Linked DNA regions of Mus musculus: all the other regions are linked to region 3. A link is a loop called in an ENCODE intact Hi-C map of the cell type or tissue named here. Cell type or tissue: left cerebral cortex. All regions are shown on one strand.

Region 1 (2,500 bases), 110 kb after region 3:
TGCTGTCCCTCTCGTCCGACAGGCTCGTTTAATAGCGTTTTTCTTTTCCAGCCTCCAGCATCTTCCAAAAGTGATTCGAAAGTCAAAGGATTTGAAGCCGGGTTTTTTGTTGTTGTTGTGTTTTTGTTTTTGTTTTTTTATCTCAGCCCATTTTTTGGAATTGTTTTAAGACTTGAAACTCAAGAACCTCTTTTAAGTTTTGTATAAAATTGAGATAGAGCTCCGCCCCGTCGACAAGTTATTGTTATCCATCTCATCTGTTAAGTGCACCTCTTAATTCCTGGAGTCAGCTCCCGTGTGCATAGAAATGCACTGTCTAGTACATAAAACAGTGTCGATGAATTCATTGAGTTGTTTTTGTTTTCTTTTCTTTTTCTGTTTTTGAGAAAAGGTCTCCCTGTGTAACTCAAGATGGGGTCATATTCCTATTCCCCCTGATTACCTCTTCTGAATGGTGGGGTTACAGGCGACCCCCCCCCACTTTTTCCTCTTTCTGTTTTTTTGAGACAGAGTTTCTCTGTGTACTCCTGGCTATCCTGGAACTCAATTTGTAGACCTGGCTGGCCTCCCAACTCAGAGATATGCCTGCTTTTGCCTCCCATGTCCTGGGGTGTTAAAGGCTTGCACCACTACCAACTGAGCTCAACCCATTGTAAACTTTCTCATTATACGGTTTATTTTGGTAGAGTTAGACTCAGCAGTTCCAAATCTATTTAGGTATGCCCGGTGGCAATGTGTCTAAAGCTCTTAAGGCTATGAGCACAGATCTCTGAGGACTCGGTTTGACAGAGTTGAACTCCCAAGATCTCTTCATATGCAATCAATTTTATCAATATTTTTGTCTTTTTTTTTTTTTTTTTGAGGAATGGTCGTCCTCTTGCAGCCTTGGAGCTCAGGGGTCTCCTGCGTCAGACTTTTCCCGTGCTAGGATTTTAGGTGTGTTGCTACCACGCCTAGCCTTTTCCCACTGCGTATTTTAAAGATACTAGCTGTTCTTTGCCTTTGAAATCATATTTATGCAAGACATAAAGGTGTTTTTATATGCATGTCTCTACTGATGAGTTTTTGTTTTAATATTCCTGCTCCCTGGGGTCAAGTAAAATTGACATACTAGAAAAATGCAGTATCTAGTATCATTTGGGAGTTTTTGGATGGAGAACTTCAGGTGTGATCATAATCTCAGTTTAAGATGCACAGTTCCTTCTTAATAAATACGTTCCATCTCAGCTTGGTGCATTTATACGTGTTAGTGTGTTATATTAAGATATTAGCCTTTTCTATCCGTTGGCAGAATCTGTGCCCCTCACCCGGTTATATTCACTTATTATAGTTTATTTGATGGATATGCTTTTTAGAAATATGCTTTTTTGAAGGGCTGGAGAGATGGCTCAGTGGTTAAGAGCACTGACTGCTCATCTGAAGGTCCTGAGTTCAATTCCCAGCAACCACATGGTGGCTCACGACCACCTGTAATGGAATCTGATGCCCTCTTCTGGGGTGTCTGAAAACAGCTACAGTGTACTTTCATATAACAAATAAAGAAATCTTTAAAAACAAAAAACAAACAAAAAAGGAACTTTGAGAGTTAAAAAGTGGTTGGTCTGAAAACACACAGTTATTTATGTTAACTATATCGCTGGGAAAGATCTTTTTGGGTGAATTTTGAGATTAAGACCCCGGATTCATAAAAATTGTTGGTGTTCGTGTAGAGAATTTTTTTTTTTTCATGACTCTCCTTTGGAAATGGCCTTTCTGCAGAGGATGTGTTATCAGAACCATTCAGAAATCTAGTTTTCTAGCTCCCCCCAGTATGCTTCTAGTTGTGTAATATGAACATTAAGGAAATTACTTAATAGTATATTTGACTTTTCACATAGATATTAACAGAAGTATGCTGTCCTGGCACTTGTTCTGCAGAACAGGATGGTCTCACGCTCAGAGATCTGCCCGCCTTTGCCTCCTGGACACTCAGAATAAAGGAGTGCGCCACCATCCCCATCTTCAAATATTTTAGTTTTGATTTATATATTTGATTTTATGTCTATGAGTATTTTTCCTGCATGCACACATGTGAACCATGCATGCTCCTGGTGCTTGTGGTGATCAGGAGAGGACATCAGAGCCTTTGGAACTGGACTATAGTTGTGAGCCGCCATGTTGGTGCTGGCAATCAAACCTATGCCCTGTGCATGAGCAGTTAGTGTACTTAACTGCTGAGCCATGGCTCCTGTCCCTGGAAACAGTTTGTAGCATAGTAATATCACCTCCTTTTAGCATGACCCAGTTGTTTTCTTTTTTTTCTTTTCTTTTTTTTTTTTTTGGTATTTGAGATGGGGTTTCTCTGTGTAGCCCTGGCTGTCCTGGAACTCACTCTGTAGACCAGGCTGGCTTTGGACTCAGAAATCCTCCTGCCTCTGCCTCCCAAATCCTGGGATTAAGGGCGTGCGCCACCACTGTCCGGCCCCGTTGTTTTCTTGACTTTGTTTTAGAGTAAATCTCT
Region 2 (2,500 bases), 150 kb before region 3:
AACGTTTTATTCTGCACAACTTGACCTAGTCCTGATAAACACAGGGATTTTGATGCCTCTACCTTGAATACTTTTTTCAATGTTTATACTTCCGCCGCAAATCCAACTAGCGAACCGTCAAGGGAAGTTTATTTTTAAGGGAGAGAAAGAATGAATGATTAAGTCTAAATTTTCAAGTAACATCTTAACACGTGGGGATAAGGTATACACACACCGATGAAAAGAAACTGACTATGATTAAACATCGTGAGAGGTACAAAGTTCAGTGAACAGCCTAAAAAGAGACTTTCTTGTGGAGAGGGGGAGAAGGGGGAAGTCTTCGCAAAGAATGAGATGAGCCCTAAAGGATGGCCCTAAAGCGTTTGCAGGAAAATCATCTGCCAAGAATTAAGGCCAGGAGTCAGGGAAGAATCCGCAGTGCCTTTTAGGACTGCCAAAGGGAAAATAGCATAAATGTGAAAGGTAACCTGAGCGGAGCACCTACAGGGACCAGCGAAGTTACTAGAACTTTAACGTGAGGGAATCTGAAGCTGGCAGAAATGAAACAGTTTTAGAGAAGATGAGACTGAGGGGAGTCCTAGTGGCCTAAGAAGAAGGAAAAAAAAAGTGACCTAGAAGAAGAGATAGTGGCAAAGAGGTAAGTAGAAATAACTAGATCATTACGTAAGTAAATGGCTCTGCTAGGCAGAATCCACAAATCTAGCATTGCTGACGGGGGTAAGCAGCAGGCAGCCCACAGGTGCTACAGGGCTAGGCAGGTGTGGAGCATGACTAAAAGCACAGCTAAAATTAATATCAATGACGCCTTGCCGTTCGCACAGCTGCTTGTTTTCTGGAAATAAACAAATATGGGGAGGTGAGGGGATTTGATTCCCCTAATTGTTAGCTGTTAGGCTCTTGTTCTGTGCGCAGGCAGCCTTGAGAGAAAAGAACTGTCAAACCACATTCAACACTCCAGAGAGCTACATGGCGGCTGTAGCTTCTAAAACACTACTCCAGCTTCTGAAGATGCAGCCTCAGAGCCACACTTCTCCCCCACCCCCACCCCCACCCAGGAACCCTTCCCACTCCGGCCAGATTGAAGGCCTGTCCCCTGGTGGTAGTCTAGGAGAGACTGCTGCAACTGCTGCAGATGGAACACTGTTGTGATTGGTGTAAATACAGCCCTTCCTTCGCCTGAAGGTCATAGGTGACTAGTACAAACACTTCTTTTCTGGCTTATACTAGAAGCAGACTGCCTGGCCCACGAGGGCCGCTAGCAGACATCCTGCAGTTCTTCCCACCCCCCACTGTTTCAATGGCCCAATTAAGGGCTCTTGAATAAAGTTGCCTCCTTTTCTGTGTGATTAACTTTTAAGTTAGCATACCAAAACCAATGCGTGCCACTGTGGCATTTTTATATGTATTTGTCATTATGATCTGTTCCTTCCCCAACTCATCTCCTTCCCCCACTAGCTGCTCCCTGTCCCCACCAGTTAGATAACCTTCTAGAACACACGTTTTAACCCTCTGCTTCCATCGTCTTCTCTCTACCCTCCTTTCAGATCTTTGTCTCCTCTCTACACACATTCGCAAACTACACACACACACCACACACACGTGAACTGTCACAGTGATTAAAACCCTCATTTGTCTAACGTGGGTCTGACGCTGTTCTAAAGATAAAGATGAGACGACTTGTGGCCTTTTAGGCTCAGATGCACACCGTCTGCATCTAAGGACAATGGAAAAGATGAAAATAATGTATCCTAGAACTCTGTGACTCGTGGAAAGGAGAAATCTCTTCCAAAGTGACCTGAAGACACCCTGGCAGTACAGGTGTTAATAATTTACTTTATTGTGTTTCATACGGCTGAACAGTTTGAACTGTTTTATGGTACAGGTAATGTTGTAACACCATTGTCAGAGCTCTAAAAATGGAACAGAATTCTTTAAGTGTAAATGTAATGAACTTTCTTAATACCGTAAATAGTTTAGAACAGCATTTCCTATTTGAAATGGAGACACCAGTATCTAAGAGGGTGAGCTACTATACTGTATTGGCAGAAGTAAGCAGGCAAGAAGGCAGGAATGGCTGCTCATTGATTTGCTGACAGGAAGGGGAGGGAAATGGGGGGGGGGGGGATGACTGCACTGCCACTTTCAAATGACCGGGCACCTCAGCAAGCAGCTCTTGTGAAGAATTCTGCTTCCACCTGAGAGGACAGTTCTACAGACTGCTCCTGCTACTTGGTCTCCCTCGCCTGATATCAGTCCAGCAGATTACAGGAGTGTGTAACTACAGATGCAGCTGGCGTTGAGACATCTGAAATGTACACTCACCGTTTTGAATCTTAACTTAAGGCTAGGGGAACAAAATCGTATGTTTCACTCAAGGACGTCTTAGACAGAATCATGATTCTAAATTTTATTCATACTGATCCCTGAAATATTACATTAATATCACATTAATTTTCTGTGTGAAGAGACATACATAGATGTTTGTGCAGTACCTTGAGGT
Region 3 (2,500 bases):
TGGGGCATATAAAGTTTGCAAGTCCAATGGGCCTCTCTTTGCAGTGATGGCCGACTAGGCCATCTTTTGATACATATGAGACAGGGTTTCTTGTGTAGCCCTGGCTGTCCTGGAACTCACTCTGTAGACCAGACTGGCCTCAAACTCAGAAATCGCCTGCCTCTGCCTCCCAAGTACCAGAATTAAAGGCGTGTGCCACCAACTAAGGCTACAAAGTAAAATCAATCCTATTTCCAAAAAAGGTGGTTACAATCAGTTGAATGCTTAAAATTAAATATATATATATATATATATATATATATATATATATATATAATAAATTTTGGTGACAGGACCCAAATCTAAAAAGCAGCCCCATTTCTCTTCTACCCTGAAAGTTATTTTCTAAAAAAGCAACATTCCCAGACCCAATATTTGACAGCAACCCCTTTAACGAAACCAAATGTGGAATTTTCAGTTTGCTGTGATTGTTCCTCAAAGACCCAAATTTTTGGTTAGGGGTACTCAGCCATAAATATAATGTATTGGGATATTTTCCCCTCCAAAGAGAGAAAACCAGCCAGCATTAGACTGAAGAAATAGGTTAGAGCTATGGTTCTCAGCTTTCCTAATGCTGTGACCCATATGTTCCACCTCAACCATAAAGTGGTTCCATTGTTACTTAATAACTAGTTTTGCTTCTGTTATGAATTGTAATGTAAATATCAGATATTAAGATATGTGGCCCAAGTGAAGGGTCCCAAAGCCAATTAACTTATTTTAAACCAATGACTATTGTTTGATAGTGTTAGGAGAGCACTGTGAAACCGTTCTTTAAGTCCCAAAGGGTTGAGACAACCATAGGTTACTCACTCTGTAGACCAGGCTGGCCTCGAACTCAGAAACCGCCTGCCTCTGCCTCCCAAGTGCTGGGATTAAAGGCGTGTGCCACCACGCCCGGCCCTAAAATTATTTTTAAAGTGTCATCCAACTCCCTAAGTGAGCCATTCTGCTTGAAAGGTCAAGATTTTTGTCCCTTTTTAGTAGTAAAACTGGTCATTATTTGTGATACAAGCTTAAAACAGCTCATAACCTGGATTATTTTTATTTCATATAATTGGCCTGAATTAACTTGTTGAGTATGAAATTTAAGAGCTGTCTGCCCAAGGGGCTGGGCATGGTCTTGCATGCACACCTCTAATCCCAGCACTTGGGGGCAGCAGAGTCAGGCCTGGTCTACAGAGTTCCAGGACTATAAAAGAGAAAACTTGTCCCAGAACGCCTCCCTCTCAATAAAGTTCTTTGACTTTAATTTTTACTTCATTGAGTAAGGTTAATAAATCATAGTCTTTGCTTTGTAGGAAGAAATTCAAAAGAAAAGAACCCGCCGTGCAGTCAAATTCCAACGAGCCATCACTGGTGCATCTCTTGCTGATATAATGGCCAAGAGGAATCAGAAACCAGAGGTTAGGAAAGCCCAGCGAGAGCAGGCTATCAGGTAAGGATTGCTCTACGGTCAGCTTTTCAGCTGTGGGTCAGCCTTTACAGAAACCCAGTCTCATCATGGCACTGTTGGTAGAAGCATAATACAAGCATATACTCTAAATTGCTAAACTTAAGTAGTTACTGTACAATTTATTGTGTTTAGGTGACTTGGATAATGGAATTTATCAGCAATTCTTAGGATCTGTTTTTTGTTTGTTTGTTTTGGTGGGGTTCTTTGCCAAGCTCTCCCAGTAAAGCCCTGGTTGTCTTTGGAATTGGGTTGTAACTGCCACGGTTTCACCATCTATATAATCGTAGGCGTGTGCTATCGTTCCTGACTGGATTTTGGATTTTATTTGTAGATAGGGAGAAAGAATTTATGATGATCCCACTTGTCTAAAACTCTAGCTTCATATCAATAAGTTGTGTTCTTAAAGAGTAAAGTGTCTTGCTTAATGTTACTTATATGACACTACAGGGCTGCCAAGGAAGCAAAAAAGGCTAAGCAGGCATCAAAGAAGACAGCAATGGCTGCTGCCAAGGTAACTATGGGGATGTTCTTGGGTTTCTTAAAATAGGAAATTTTATCCTTAAGGCAAGGGTTAGCAAAGTGTGGGTTCAAGTTTCTATTGGAAATGGTTGTAGCTAGTTTCTAGATAGAATGGTTGCATCTCTGGTTTCTATTGAGCTTTAATTTTAGATGTGTTAGAGAGGGGAAATTAAAGCTAGCATTGCCTTTTTTTTAAGTGGGTTTCTTTTTCTGAAATGAGATATAACAGAGGCTGGCTTGGAACCATCAACCAGACTTAAGAACAATCCTGCTGCCTAGCTAGTACTAAGAGTGTGTATCCCTGTGTGCTCGCTCGGCTTGGCTTTTGTGTTTTTAGACATTGTTTTAAGGTAATTGTATTGGTACAACTGCATGATGAGTGAGTGTACCCAGCCTTTTCTAGGAGTTACAAATGTAAAGCCAGAGCTAGGCGGTGGTGACTCACCCACCACTCTTGGGAGCAAAGGAAGGCAGCCAGGGCTACAC

Evidence for each region. Hi-C counts contacts between places; a loop is a spot of excess contacts. Peaks named below come from ENCODE experiments on the same cell type or tissue, not always from the same donor. Only the 100,000 strongest peaks of a DNase experiment are listed, where the experiment ranks them.
Region 1: a loop joins it to region 3, with 4 times the contacts of the local background. A loop is called at or near these places in 24 of 42 quality-filtered maps.
Region 2: a loop joins it to region 3, with 5 times the contacts of the local background. A loop is called at or near these places in 2 of 42 quality-filtered maps.

What each region holds. Positions count from the first base shown.
Region 1 is chr16:56,076,092-56,078,591 of GRCm38, forward strand. The region is part of intron 1 of Senp7 (SUMO1/sentrin specific peptidase 7); the gene reads left to right. Among named protein-coding and RNA genes, the nearest start is that of Senp7, 1.9 kb to the left of the region's middle. In left cerebral cortex, a CTCF peak has its summit at 1,480 (motif pointing left); no DNase peak of the experiment used is centred here; H3K4me3 peaks cover 816 bases; H3K27ac peaks cover 335 bases.
Region 2 is chr16:55,822,853-55,825,352 of GRCm38, forward strand. It overlaps a transcript of Nfkbiz not described here. Among named protein-coding and RNA genes, the nearest start is that of Nfkbiz, 2.0 kb to the left of the region's middle. In left cerebral cortex, a CTCF peak has its summit at 1,108; no DNase peak of the experiment used is centred here; H3K4me3 peaks cover 5 bases.
Region 3 is chr16:55,968,170-55,970,669 of GRCm38, forward strand. Rpl24 (ribosomal protein L24) reads left to right here. Exons shown (of 6, transcript NM_024218.4): 4 at 1,341-1,477; 5 at 1,943-2,006. Among named protein-coding and RNA genes, the nearest start is that of Rpl24, 3.1 kb to the left of the region's middle. In left cerebral cortex, a CTCF peak has its summit at 1,180; a DNase peak (open chromatin) is centred at 1,166.